5 separate regions of the Homo sapiens genome follow, and all the other regions are linked to region 4. Evidence: chromatin contacts called from ENCODE Hi-C data. All regions are on one chromosome and are shown on one strand. The core of a region is the stretch at or near the end of the contact, and the rest is flanking DNA. Distances in the headings are between cores, read along the strand shown. Region 1 holds the start of RBM27 (RNA binding motif protein 27). Region 2 holds the start of RNF145 (ring finger protein 145). Region 3 holds the start of PWWP2A (PWWP domain containing 2A). Region 4 holds the start of FAM114A2 (family with sequence similarity 114 member A2). Region 5 holds the start of LARS1 (leucyl-tRNA synthetase 1).

Evidence for each region. A loop is a pair of places that touch in the nucleus more often than their neighbours do. Pooled maps may share reads with other maps.
Region 1: a pooled map shows a loop between it and region 4 (7-fold over the local background). The contact joins the promoter of RBM27 here to the promoter of FAM114A2 in region 4. A Hi-C loop is called at or near these places in 2 of 50 pooled maps.
Region 2: a loop to region 4 is called in a pooled map, with 7 times the contacts of the local background. The contact joins the promoter of RNF145 here to the promoter of FAM114A2 in region 4. A Hi-C loop is called at or near these places in 6 of 50 pooled maps.
Region 3: a loop to region 4 is called in a pooled map, with 15 times the contacts of the local background. The contact joins the promoter of PWWP2A here to the promoter of FAM114A2 in region 4. A Hi-C loop is called at or near these places in 6 of 50 pooled maps.
Region 5: a loop to region 4 is called in a pooled map, with 10 times the contacts of the local background. The contact joins the promoter of LARS1 here to the promoter of FAM114A2 in region 4. A Hi-C loop is called at or near these places in 2 of 50 pooled maps.

Annotation. Positions count from the first base shown.
Region 1 is chr5:146,202,340-146,205,039 of GRCh38, forward strand. RBM27 (RNA binding motif protein 27) reads left to right here and starts at 1,266. Exons shown (of 21, transcript NM_018989.2): 1 at 1,266-1,485. The coding sequence starts at 1,427. It overlaps RBM27-POU4F3 (RBM27-POU4F3 readthrough), which reads left to right and starts at 1,266. Exons shown (of 20, transcript NM_001414499.1): 1 at 1,266-1,485. The coding sequence starts at 1,427. RefSeq lists enhancers at 702-851, 1,322-1,481.
Region 2 is chr5:159,208,278-159,210,977 of GRCh38, forward strand. RNF145 (ring finger protein 145) reads right to left here and starts at 1,276. Exons shown (of 11, transcript NM_001199383.2): 1 at 954-1,276. It overlaps LOC107986468 (a long non-coding RNA gene), which reads left to right. Exons shown (of 2, transcript XR_001742943.2): 1 at 1-403; 2 at 1,582-1,875. RefSeq lists enhancers at 1-42, 1-61, 1,649-1,748 and silencers at 959-1,148, 1,189-1,478.
Region 3 is chr5:160,118,049-160,120,748 of GRCh38, forward strand. PWWP2A (PWWP domain containing 2A) reads right to left here and starts at 1,402. Exons shown (of 2, transcript NM_001130864.2): 1 at 757-1,402. The coding sequence starts at 1,340. RefSeq lists silencers at 398-817, 938-1,117, 1,218-1,317, 1,478-1,527 and an enhancer at 954-1,453.
Region 4 is chr5:154,037,604-154,040,303 of GRCh38, forward strand. FAM114A2 (family with sequence similarity 114 member A2) reads right to left here and starts at 1,307. Exons shown (of 14, transcript NM_018691.4): 1 at 1,254-1,307. MFAP3 (microfibril associated protein 3) reads left to right here and starts at 1,364. Exons shown (of 3, transcript NM_005927.5): 1 at 1,364-1,408.
Region 5 is chr5:146,181,368-146,184,067 of GRCh38, forward strand. LARS1 (leucyl-tRNA synthetase 1) reads right to left here and starts at 1,283. Exons shown (of 32, transcript NM_020117.11): 1 at 1,121-1,283. The coding sequence starts at 1,126. RefSeq lists enhancers at 807-966, 1,875-2,700.

The sequences.
Region 1 (2,700 bases), core at 16-2,515, 7.8 Mb before region 4:
TTTGTAATACAGCCACAATCATTCCATTTACATATTGTCCCTGGTTAATTTTAAGCCAAGACATTGTATGACGAGTAGTTGCCATAGATACCTCAAGGCTCACAAAACCAAAATATTTAGTATCTGATCCTTTGCAGAAGTTTGCCTATACCTGTTCTATGTATATATAGGATGTCTGTTTATTTGAGGTTGATCCATTTCTTTTATATGAGGTGCGTGCTCATTAGGTATTTTTCAAAATGTTATTACAATGCATAACCCCATAAACTGTTCATCATCTTAAGAGGAGAAGCTCTGTTTTGCTCAGCATTGGACTCCTAGTGCCTTACTCAGTGCTGGCAATTGCAGGGACTCAGTATATGTTATTGGGTAAACATTTTAACATCAGTGCTAAATCAGTGATTTCAAAACTCCAGAAAGAATTTCTCACCTACTAGAAAGTAAGTTGACTATTTCAGTAGTTTCTAATTTGTCTTAAAAATTTTTTTGTAATCCTTCTTTGCTGATTAAAATTCTCCCTTCCCGTCCCCCAACCACTGAATTTTAGATATACAATGAAAAGATAATTAAAAACAAACTATTGGAGTCATTTTTCTTCCTAAATAAAGCAACATTTATTAATAGTACTAGCAAAATTGAAATGGCCTCAGCCTTTTACATCCGTGCGCCACGTTTTAAAAATGACGATTACTGGATTCCAAGGCATGGTTGTCAGAAACATTCTGCGTAATTAAAGCAGAGCAGCAGAAAATACAAACGTGAGTGCCAATCAACATGAGTGTGTAAAGAAAAAAAGTAAAATTTTGCATTCTGTGCAATGTGTCGAACGTGAACGTATTGCACGTTGTGTTGCAGATTTACTACAGCTGAGTCATTTCGGGACACGAGTGTGTGTTTCCAAGAAAAACGAGAGGAAGGAACCAGGCTGAGGGGCTCGCCGGGTTCCCCCAGGCACTCCCAGCAGCAGACACCGGTATTCCGCGGCGGGCGGCGGCGTGGTCAAAAAAAGGCGCCGCTGCCCCTTTAAGAGGCAAAGCACCTTTTCCAAGATACCATCTTGCACCAGGAGTTCACTTAAGCTCTCCACCTACCTTGCTATATCTCTCCTCCCTGACTGGGTACCGCCTGCCGGCGGGGCGAGCGAGCCTTTTCATTGGTCTTGCCCTCAGGGCCCCCTCTCTCTTACTGGTTCTCAGGCCTGCCACTCGGCACTGTCTCCCGCCCACCTCAGCCTTCGGGCTAGGTTGAGTGAGGGCTCTTGGGTTAGTTCCTGTTAGGCCCCGGCCGGGGGAGTAGGTTGAAGTCTCCTAAGATGCCCGGTGGGCTGGGGCACCGGGAGCTGTGAAGGGAACGTGAGGGGGCGGCGTAGTGGAGACCCACGGCAGGCCTGAAGAAGAGCGGCGGCCGAGCCCGCCTTCCCTGCACCATGCTCATAGAGGATGTGGATGCCCTCAAGTCCTGGCTGGCCAAGTTACTGGAGCCGATGTGAGTGAGCCGGGCTGGGCCGGGGCCGGCGAACGTGGGCGTTGGGGGCTCGCGGGGGCGTGGGGGAGGGGAGGTGGCGTGGGGGGCGGCGCTGAGGGGCCGCGGCCGGGAGGTCCCGGCGACGCCTTCCCTGTAGTACTATCACCATTGTGGTGGGGGTGAGGGTGGGAGAGGAGCGCTGGGGACGGAGAGGCGCCGTGAATATGGGGACTGGGGGGGCAGGCAAGGACAGCGAAGGCTTTTCAAACGCAAATATCGGGGTGCTGGAAGGGGTAGCAGGGGCCGTGAGGGAATTTAAAACATTGCTGTTTGAGAACTGAGAGAGAGGTAACGGGGCTCTTGAGGGATTTTTAAAATGTGAATATTGAGATGTCGAAGGGAATAGCAGAATATCAAGGGTTTGATAAACATTATTATTCCGGGACTGAAAGGTCTAGAAGCAAAATATCGAGGGCATTTTCGAAATATGAGGGCAGAAGCGGATAGCAGGGACATTGAAACTGTATAGCGATTATTGGTAAGTTCTGAGGGATCAAGAATATTGAAGGATTTGAAAAATACTATGGAGTAGATGAAAAGGATGTGTGGGCATTGAAGGGTTTTAGAAATTATTGGGGAGGTGATAAGTGTGATAGCAAGGATATTAAGGGATTTTAAAGTATTATTGAGGGCTTGATAGTGCTAGGGGAACTGATGACTTTTAGATACATAGAGGTTGGAAAAAAGAGGTTTCTGTAAGTTTAGTTGAAGGTTGAAAGGGCTACACTGGTATGCAGCATTAATTGGTGGAGGAGTATACCTAACAGTATGTAGGGATTTTTAGATACAGGTGGTGTTGGAGGAATAAAAGGAGCGGTAGAAAGAATAAGAGATTTGTAAGTATTCTTGTGCCATTGAGAGGACAGTTTTGTAAATGTTTTTGTAAGATTGAGAGGACACCTGAAGATAATTGGGGTGTAGTATGAGGGACCGAAAAGAATGAGAGACCTGTCTTTTAAAAATATTTTGGGTGGTGTTAGTAGAAATGTTATTGGGAGGCTTGAAAGAGGTAACAGATGTATCAACATTTTGTTTTATAACCTTTTTTTTTTGAAACAATGTCTCGCTGTGTCTCCCAGGCTGGAGTGCAGTGGCTGGATTTCGGCTCACTGCAACCTCCGCCTCCCGGGTTCAAGCGATTCTCCTGCCTCAGCCTCCCGAGTAGCTGGAACTACC
Region 2 (2,700 bases), core at 26-2,525, 5.2 Mb after region 4:
GAAAGAGGCTCGAGAGCTCCCCTCCTATCTCGCCAAGGGTGCTGACTCTGTCGCGCCACGCCACGTACCAAAAGGCTCGCGAAGAAAAACGCGGGCGAAGTTCAGCATCCCCGAACAGAAAGGGAACTCATTCCAGAAAGGGGGTTCACGGGTCTGAGGGTCCTTGGGTGGGGAAAGCAGTATTGGAGGGAGAAGACAGAAGGGATGGCAAGACAGAGGAAACCACGGGGACAAAAAGGAAGGGATGAGGAGCCCTCTTACTATAAAAGGGACTGACGGACGGGATGCAGAGCAATGGGCCCCCCTCGAAAAATGGACTGGCAGGCCCTTCCGCACCCCCAAACAACCTCGCACCACCTGAAAGCGGGGAGCTTGAGTTTGGGGCTGCGTAGATCAAAGCAGGGTAAGACGAAGGGAAAGAGGGAGGGGAGCTTGGAAGCAAAGTGAACAAAGAGGCAAAAGAGGCAAAGTTGGAAATGGAAACGAGAAAGGGAGCTGGAAAGGGGCCGCTCTGGAAGGGTCTTGAAAAAGGCCTAGAAATGGGATGCTGGGGAGGCAAAGGGGGACAGCCCCGAGGAAGGGCATCTCAGGAATGTAAGGGAGCGCTCCAGGCCCTGGGAAGAGGAAGGGATGGGAGGGCGGGGAGGCAGCCGAGGCCCGGGAGCTGGAACAGAGGGGGCTTTGCGCGGGGCCCAGGAGGGGAGAGCAGGGTCGGAGGGAGGCGACCACCGCGGGAAGAGCTAGAGGATGGGAGGGAGGGGTGCTGCGGCTGAAGAGGGGATGTGGACTCCTCCAATGCTAGGGAGAAGAGGGAGGTGAAGCGAGATAAAAGGAAAGGGGCGAACAGGGAGAAGAGGAAGGAGCCTGCGACGCGATGGGGGAGGGGAGGGAGGCCGTGGGAAGCGGCCGGGGGGCGCGGGGATGGGAAGGGGCCGGGCGGGCGGCGTGGTCACCTCAGGCTGCGGACTCCCTCCCTGGGGAGCGGCGCTGCCGGCGGGCGGGCTCCGCAACTCCCCGGCTCTCTCGCCCGCCCTCCCGTTCTCCTCGGGCGGCGGCGGGGGCCGGTACGGCACGGCTCACAGCGGCGGCTCTTCTGCGCCGAGCCTCGGATGTTGCTTCTGGGGAGGCGGAGGCAGCGGCAGCGGCAGCGGCCCGGCCCGTACGGTCACCATCGTCCGCGGCAGCAGGCGCTCGCGGGCCGAGCCCCTTAGCAGCCGGCGCCGGCGTCGGCGGCCATGGCCTCCTGCGTTTGCTCCTCCCGCCCCCGGCGCTCTGCGGCGGCCGCGGCCCGACTTCCGCACTCTGCGCCTGCGCGCGGCCCAGCCAGCGCGGCGCGCCCCTCCCGCGCGCGCCCGCGCTCACTCACAATCGCGCCCGCGGAGTGCTTTCCGCACCGCCTCCGGTGCGTGGGCGGGAGACATAAGCCTAGCCAAGCCCATACAGCCCGGCTCGGGTGGCTATGGAGAGGCGTACTGCAGAGACACCTGGACGCGCACTGTGACAGGCGCCATTCTGACACACGTGCTCTCTCACTCCCAAACACCACGGGCCGCAAGCGCTCACACCCACACTCACCTGCAGGGACCACGTGGGAGAATTTGAAGGGCTGATCCTGTCCCGGTGCATTCGCAGTAGCAATGATGCGAGAATTCGTTTTAACCTCGTCACTGACTGGACTAGACTGTAAACTCCTTGGCGTCTGGGATGGCTCAGCCGTGCCCAGCACCAAGTGCAGGCACTCAAACCCCTGTGGAGTAAGTGACTGGATGAATGAATGCATTGGAACTGTTCACTGAGTATCTGTAACAATTTTGATCCCATGGTTTGGTACAAAGAATTTTATTGCAGTATGAAATTAAATGGTGTTTGTGTGTTTGTCTTGTCTTGGTCTAAGGTTCAAAACAGGCTAATGTATGTTTTCCCCTCCCCAACGTAGAGGAGTTCCACTTTGTCTCTGTGCCAGTCTCTATCACAGAATGCGCAATCCTACCCTAATTTAAATGTCCACACCTTTTAGGGCAGGAACTGTTGCCCAGAATACATAGCCTGAAGCATATTGTGTGTTTACACAACGATAGTCTTCTGGGCTTGGCAAGACTTCTCATTCCCCATTTGTCTGCCACTCTGCCTCACCACGACCTTCTGCAACCCCCACTTCTATCTCCCCTGCCTTCCACCATCACCAAAACCCCTCCACTGTTTCTTGCTTTCTCTTTCGTTAGTTCCTGGGGAGCCAGTTGCTATGAGCACCTAGCCTGGCCTTAGATGTTGAAAGGGCCAGTGTACACAGAAGATACACACCCAGTGATGGGTAAGATGTTGCAACTATACTGGGTCATGCTGAAATTGTGAAGCCTCAACTTCTTCATGTGCAAGAGAAATTAATGTACTGTAATCTCGATGTCTGTGTTGAGGACCCTCCTTGTAAATTCAAGTCTCTGGCCTCTGCCCTTTGAATGGTAAACCCCCAATTCTGAACACTCTTGTATCCTGCTGAAATTGTGAAAGCAAGCTCTGTATTTAGAAAATGCAATCCCTGGAGGTATCAGTCAACCAAACTCTGAGTAACTTGCCTTCCATTAGTTTGATAGCTCTGTAGGAATCAAGTGTTTAAAATGTGTGGGAATTGTGTACATAACTCACTATAACCACCTTTCATCCAGGTGCCTCAGACTACTTCACCATAGTCATAAATCCTGT
Region 3 (2,700 bases), core at 152-2,651, 6.1 Mb after region 4:
GATGAACTCAACCTTCTTGTCCTTAATACATAAACTGAATCCCAGGTGTTAGAAGTTACTTGAACATTTTTATGCTACACCACCTTGACATTAAAGGATTTTTTAAAAATCTCCAATCTCTTCTTTAAACTTTTCTTAAACTATCATTAAAATTAGCAAAATATGCTTCTCTGTTGAATGGTTAACCTAACGGGAATGACTTCTAACCGTAAGAATTACAGTTAAAAGGTTCATTTTAACAAATGCTCTTCCCCCTGTAAGGAGTGACAGGTAACCTTTTGGGAACCCCAATGTACACACCCCTTTCTCCAATCCCGCTAAAGTTAAACGTTAGAGGACAGACAAGTGCCTCCTCGCAAGCAATGCCCCCCGCCCCCCCGTCCCCCCGTCCAACACTCCGTTCTCTGCAAAAATCCATCTGCATCTTGCATTAACCCACCCGCCCAGTGACGGTGACTCCAGGCCAAGTCGCAGAAGAAGACCAGGCGTGAGGGGTGAGACCTGTGAGCCCATCTGCACCTGCACCCTCCCACCTGGTGGCACACCTGCCCCGCAGGCGCCCACCTGGGGCCGGGACCGCCCTCTCCCGGTCTCGCGCGCCTGCCCCACTCGGAGCGCGCGCCACGCGCCGCGCAGGACCAGAGGGCGGGGCCCCGGGCAGCGGGGAAGCGAGGGCTCGGGGAGAGGGGGCCGCCCGGGCTCACTCCCTCCCTGGGGACCCAGCGGACCGGAGGGTGCTGGGGGCGGGCGCGGTACCTTTTGGACAGATCCATGAGGACCCCGGAGAAGAGCTTCTCCCCGAAGCGGAACGACACGACAAGCGCGTCCTCAATGATGTGGTCCAGCGTGACCCGCACCTCCGAGCCCGGGATCAGTTGCGACACCGTGGAGTCCCCGCCCGCCGGCGGCACGAGCGCCGGGGCTACGGGCTGAGGCAGCGGCGGCTCCTCGCGCTCCTCGGGAGCCGGGGGCTGCTCCGGCGGCGATGCAGGAGAAGGTGGAAGTTCCGGCCCTCCCTGAGGCGCGGCTGCCGCCGACTCCGCCACCCGAACGGACAGTTTCTCCTCAGCCTCCAGCTCCGGCCCCACCGCCTCTGGGCTGCGGGCGAGCTCCCCCGGCGGCGGCGGTGGCGGCGGGAGCGGCGGCTCGTCGGCCTGAGGAGCGGATTGCTGCCCGTCAGTCTCGCCATCCGGCACAGACGCTTCAGTGGCCGTGACCGGGAGGGGGTCAGTGCCGGCCTCACTGCCGGGGATGGGCTCCATCTCCGGCTCGGCCTCGCCGGCGCCCCCCTCCCCGGGGGACGCTGCAGTCGCTGCCGCCTCTGCAGCCACGGCCGCCATTTTCTTCCTAGCTTCTCCCTCCTCCAACTCCGGCTGCAGCGGCGGCGGCGACAGCGCTGCTTGGTTCCCTGGGCCTTCCCCTCCCTCCCGCGAACACTTTCGTCCCGCCCTTTCCCTGATGCTCGTTTCTGGCACCTCGCCATTGGTTGCATTCTACACCCCTCCCGCACTTTTGATATTCCATTGGCCAGGGATGGACGTCTATCATCTAGTCAGTCCATCCTTCCCACGCAGAGTAGGAACTTCTCATTGGCCAGATGTGTTGTCAAGTGTGGAATCTGAGTGGAGGAATAGGGGGCGGAATCAAAGGGGGCGGGGGAAGTCACAAAAGAGGAGCCATATACTCATCGCCTCTTGCTATTGGCTGGAAGAGGAAATAAAGTTTTATGGTTGGCCTACGCTCCTGCCCATTATCAGCCAGGTCTTTGGAGGTGGGAGAAAGGATGGAATCATGTGGCGTGCCACTTCTTTCAAAGGCGGCCGAGGGGAGGAGTAACAAGGGAATGCGGGAGGGGAACCGCTTCCCAAGAATCTCTGCGCAGAGATCCTTAGAATAAATGTTATTTCTAGGCGCGGACTTCTTGCGGCCGCGTGTGGGCACGACAGGCTTCTTTGGGAAAGACAACTAAAGTTTGAAATACAATCCTACAGACACTTTTTGAGTGCCTACTATGCTAGTCACTGCACTAGGTGCTGGGGAATGGAATGTTCAAGACGTTCTCCATAACCTCATAGCAGCGGGCTCCAGCGGCCATGAGGAGTACGAGGAGTATTTTCCTTGACTTCTAGGAGTATGATGAGTATTTTCCTTGACTTCTCTCCACTTCCTAGGAACAAAGCACCTATTTATTAATATTTCAGAAATAGGAAAATGCTCATGAAAGAAGAGAGACACCATCCTCACTGGATTAAACTGATGACTGTTCCAGGAAGGAGTCTTGAGACATTGCTGGACTGATATGTGAACACTGCTTGTTCTCTCCAAATCCACTTGCAAAGTGGACGCACCTGGTCCCTGCTAAAGCCTTTTTCTTTCCTGGCTTCTCCAATGCCACGAGAACAAAAGATCTCTCACTTCAGTGTCCTGACGCCCCTACTTCTCTTACTTCCACATCAAGTCTTTTCGTTTGTCATCTCTGGAAGAATCTACTGAACCTATTTCTCTCAAATGGCACCACAGAGTCAGCCTTTTTTCTGGGAGAATGCCTGCAGGAGAGAGGGTAGAAAAACTGCTAGCAATGAAAGTAAAAAAAATAAAGTCCTGAAGAATAATTACAGCTAGTGTCTTTTGAGTACCATGTACCAGGCACTAATACAAACACTATAGCATATCATCTCAATCCTTAAAATTTTGAGGCAC
Region 4 (2,700 bases), core at 57-2,556:
AACGCATCATTATCATCATCATAAATATATACAGTATACTATATGTAGAATATATAATATACATATTACATAAATTCATATAATTCCATGAAAGACTGGAAGGACATACTCCAAAATATATTTTTAAAGACAGGGTCTCGCTATGTTGGCCAGGTTGGTCTTGAACCCTAGGCCTGGCCTCAAGCAATCTTCCCCTGCCTCAGCCTCCCAAAGTGCTAAAATTACAGGCGTGAGCCACCATGCCCTGCCAAAACAGTCCCTTTACTAAAATATTAAACACTGGTTATCTCTATTCTTTCATTTGTGCCAGATATTTGAGCTAAGCCAGAAGAGAATTTTTTATGGTGATGGTTGTTTATATTATCATTACTATCGTTATTAGAATGACTGTACCATCTCTTTCCTCAACTCATTCATAATCTAGGAGAAAGGTTAAAAAAAAAAAAGGAATAAACACCAAGTACGTGGAACTGCACTATTTAGTGTTTTTGTAAGTCTTCCAGGCATTGTGTAGTAAGCGTGTAGAAATAATTGTAGTTTCTCCTCCAGTTATTTTCTCAGTTGGAGGAGAAAGATTCCAATAACTGTAAATAAATACGGCTGAGCCATATTTTTAAGAAATAAAAACGCATACGCTTACACACACACATATATATTACGTATATATACACTCCACCCGCCCCATTTACCAAAATGAAGAGCAGTACAGCTTAGTAGCTAAGAGCACGGGCTCTGGAGTTTACTTTCTTCCTGTCCTGCAGCGATTGTGGGGAAGTCAGGTCACCTGTCTGCCTCTCCGTTTCCTCATCTGTCAAATGGAGTTCTGGGTCCCTATAAAGATTCAGTGACGCGATATGTGAGGGGCTTGGAACAGTGACCGGCACGTAACCGCCCACAGGTTAACAGCTGCTATCACTTGGTGGGGTGATGGTTTGTATCCTATCGTTATTAATACGGCTGTCTCTAGATGAGCAAACATGCGCTCTCACTTCTTCCCACATTCAAGAATGGGGTCCCAAACGAGAGATTCGACGTAAACGTCCGCTCCCAACTAAGTTCTCAGGCGCTGACAACGACAAGAATTCCTCACACAAACGTAGCGCTTCAATCACTAAACCGCTTTCACAGCCCTCGACCCTGCCGCGAGATGTCCGCCGCCCACCGTCAGGTCACCGCCTCCCTAACGACTTCGGCTGCCCGGGCCCTGCCCCTGAACCTCGCACCCCTCCTGCCTCGTTCAGGAAGCTCCGCACCTATCCGGCCGCCACCCTCAGCACAGCCACGGCAGCCGACTCGGCGTTCCTACTGCCCCGGAAGTGCTCCTTCAGCGCAGAGGCGTGCCGGTGTGTCCGAGAAAACTTCCGAGTTAAGCCGCCGCTGAGGCCGGAAGGAGCTAGACGGCGGTCGGGTAGGTGACGGCTTGGTTGGGGTCGCTGCGAGGGGACTACTAGGAGCGCCGAGGCGTGAGTCGTAGCCTGTGGCTTGGGGTCGGGAGTGCAGGAGGCGAAAATGTTTGCCATTCTTTTGAAAGTCTGGCCTGGGTGTGGGAGTTCGGTCATCGAACACTTACTGAGAGCCAGATACCTGCCAGGCACTGCCCTGGGCTCCAGGGACACATCAGTCAACGAACGGAAGGGCCCTGCTCTCAAGCAGTGCGAAAAGCAGATTATAAACAAGTCAACAAACGGGATTATCTAAGGTGGTAGTAAGTGCTGTAAAGAAATTTAGACTGGATAATGTGATGGAACGAAGTGGGAGAGTAATAAGCCGTATGAAAATCTGGAATAGAGCATTCCAGGCAGAGAGAATAGCGCGTGCAAAGGCCATATAGTGGGAACAAACTTAGCAAAGTCAAGGAAAAGACAAAGGCCACTGGCTAGAGCAAAAGGAGCAAGGTGAGAATGGAGAGAGATGAGGCCAGGGACTTGAGCCCAAATCTTGTAAGGCTTATGAGCAAGGATAAAGAGTTTGATTTTTGTTTGGAATCCAGTGGAAAACCATTGAAGGTTTCTAAGCAGATGAATGACATGATCTGATTTATGACTCTAAGATTACTCCTGGGACCTCATCAGAAAGATGCAACTCTTCTGTTGCCCTCGAGCAGTGAAAATGCATGAAATCCAGACTGACAGAGCTAGTAAAATATTAAAATCAATCTTATTGTACAGATAAGAAAAACTGAATCCCAGAGAGGTGAAGGGACTTAGCCTTTAAGAACTCATGTTTTCCAACTCCATTTAATGCCCTCGGAATTATCATCTTAATTCCCAGATAAGAGTAATTGTCACTTCTAAAACTCTTCAGATATTTTCCTTTGCTTTTGACAGTGGTTCTCTAAATTTAGGTTCATCAATATCACCTGGAAGCTTGTTAAAATTCCAAAAAACAACAACAAAAAAACCCCTGCTTAAATATAAAATGGATCATTTCCTCTGATTTTCTGTTGTAATGGAAAATGCATAGAATTTGGGGCTAAAGTATGGAATCTTGGGAAGCCACTTATTTTTTAAATGCTGCTGATAATTATAGCAGCAGTTCTCAAACTTTTTGATCTTAGAATTTCTTTATACTTTTAAAATGTATTGAGAACTTCAAAGGGTTTTTGTTTATAATAGCTATCAATATTTACTATTTTAGAAAACAACTTTCAACAAAGGTTATTCATTTTAAAATAAACTCATTATATGTTAACATAGATAG
Region 5 (2,700 bases), core at 33-2,532, 7.9 Mb before region 4:
AACAAACAAAAAACAAAAAAAAATAAAACCAGGCGGGATGGCTCATGCCTGTAGTCCCAGCACTTTCGGAGGCTGAGACAGAAGGATCGCTTGACCCCAGGAGTTCGAAACCCTGTCTCTACTAAAAATACAAAAAATTAGCAGGGTGTAATGGAGCACGCTTGCAGTACCAGCTGTGGGGAGGCTGAGGTGTGAGGATCGCTTGAGCCCTAAGGTCCAGGCTGCAGTGAGCCATGATCACGCCACTGCATTCCAGTCTGGGTCACAGAGTGAGAACATCTCCCAAATTTAAAAAAATTTTTAAAAATTGCAACTGTACTACCCCACCGTACACTCCCTAGCACCCCTTCCTGCTCTATTTTTTCCCCACAGCATTTATCAGCACCTGACACAATATTTTACAATGTATTTTACCCACACACATAAACACTATGAAAAGAGAGATTTTTGTCTGTTTTACGGAGAGGCGCTCAATTTTTTCTTTTTTTTTTTTTTTTTTTTTTTTTTTTTTTGCTGTAAGTAGGAATCAACTTACATACTCCTCTCTCCACCTCGGCTTTATTTGTTTGTTTATTTATTTATTTTATTTTTAAGACGGAGTCTCACTCTGTCGCCCAGGCTGGAGTGCAGTGGCGCGATCCTGGCTCACAGCAGCCTCCCTCTCCCGGGTTCAAGCAATTCTCCTGCCTCAGCCTCCCGAGTAGCTGGGTTAACAGGCGCGCACCACTACGCCCGGCTAATTTATGTATTTTTGGTAGAAACGGGGTCTCACCATGTTGGCCAGGGTGGTCTCGAACTCCTGACCTCAAATGATCCACCCGCCTCGGCCTCCCAAAGTGCTGGGATTACAGCCGTGGGCCACCGTGCCCGGCTCTCCACCTCGATTTTAGAAACTCCAGAGAAATAACAAATATGATATCCAAGTACTCCGTAAAGTTAACAGACATCAGTTCGTGGTTCATAAACTAGCAAGAAAAAGCAAAGTCTCTACGAAAGGCACGCCTTAAGCGTGGCTCTCTTTTAGAAAAGGACTTTCCCTTCAGGACAGCACATGGAGAGCCCCTAGAGACTGGCCAGTCCGGCTCCAGGGCCCCTGCGGATTCTTCTCGCTCAAACTCACCGCCATTGCACCGCCCAGCCGACTGTGCAAATCCACGACAATGACCCTGGCGACCTCCACAAAGGAGTGGTTACCTTTCCCCTCCCTCTCGGGGATGCCAGGCCTCCCACGAAACTAAAGCACACGCTTCACACCTGCTGAGGCAATCATCCGGCTCCTTACTAACTACAGCCAAGGCATCTCACAGCCCGCCGGGAATTGTAGTTCCCAGACCACCCGAGCAGACACCCAGCAGGCGCTAACTGACTACAATTCCCAGAGAAAAACGGGTTATCGGAAGTCTACCCGATAGGCCCACTCAGAGGGGAACCGGCAGTGACGTCACTGGCATGTTGAACTACAAAGTCCATGATGCAGTGCGGGATCGCAGAATGCCGCGAGTGCGCCCTGGTTAGGTTGGAGTCCCTTGGCCATCAACCTTTTCACCCGGTAGAGCTGGTTGCCTGTCGGGATGCCAGGATACGCAGTTAATTACTATACGGTGACTGAGGTGCTACTTATGGCTTGCCACTATGCACAGATATTTTTTACTGTCAGTGGCATTCAACAGCCCAGCATTTAGACATTGTATAACCGCGTATTGACAATCTCCTTTTTTTTTTTTGAGACGCAGTATCGCTCTGTCGCCCAGGCTGGAGTGCAGTGGCGCGATCTTGGCTCAGTGCAACCTCGGCCTGCCGGATTCAAGCAATTCTCCTGCCTCAGGCTCCCGAGGAGCTGGGACTATGGGCGCGCGCCACCACACCGACTAATTTTTTGTATTTTTGGTAGAGACTGGGTTTCACCTTGTTAGCCAGGATGATCCCGATTTCCTGACCTCGTGATCTGCCTCCCTCGGCCTCCCAAAGTGCTAGGATTACAGGCGTGAGCTACCGTACCTAGCCAACAATCTCCTTTTTTTTTTTTTTTTTTTTTTTTTTTTTTGAGAGGGAGTTTCGTTCTGTCTCCAGGCTGGAGTGCAGTGGCGCGGTTTCGGCTCACTGCAACCTCCGCCTCCCGGGTTCAAGCGATTCTTCTGCCCCAGCCTCCTTAGTAGCTGGGACTACAGGCGCGCGCCACCGCGCCCAGCTAATTTTTGTATTTTCAGTAGAAACGGGGTTTCACCATATTGGCCAGGATGGTCTCGATCTCCTGAACTCGTGATCCGCCCGCCCCAGCCTCCCAAAGTGATGGGATTACAGGCGTGAGCCACCGTGCCCGGCCAACAATCTCCATTTTTAAGCAAGAGACTGAAAGCCTACCTGGTCCCATTGCCTGACTCAGACTATTTAGACCACTACCAAACAGGGCCAGGGGCGGTGGCCATAATCCCATTATTTTGGGATGCCGAGGTGGGCGGATGACCTGAGGTCAGGAGTTTGAGACCAGCCTGGCCAACATGGTGAAACCCCGTCTCTACTAAAAATACGAAAATTAGCTGGGTATGGTGGCGTGCACCTGTAGTCCCGGCTACTCGGGAGGCTGAGGCAGGAAAATTGCTTGAACCCAGGAGGCAGAGGGTGCACTGAGTCGAGATCGCACCACTGCACTCTATCTTGGGCGGCAGAGCGAGACTTCATCTCAAGGGAAAAAAAAAGACT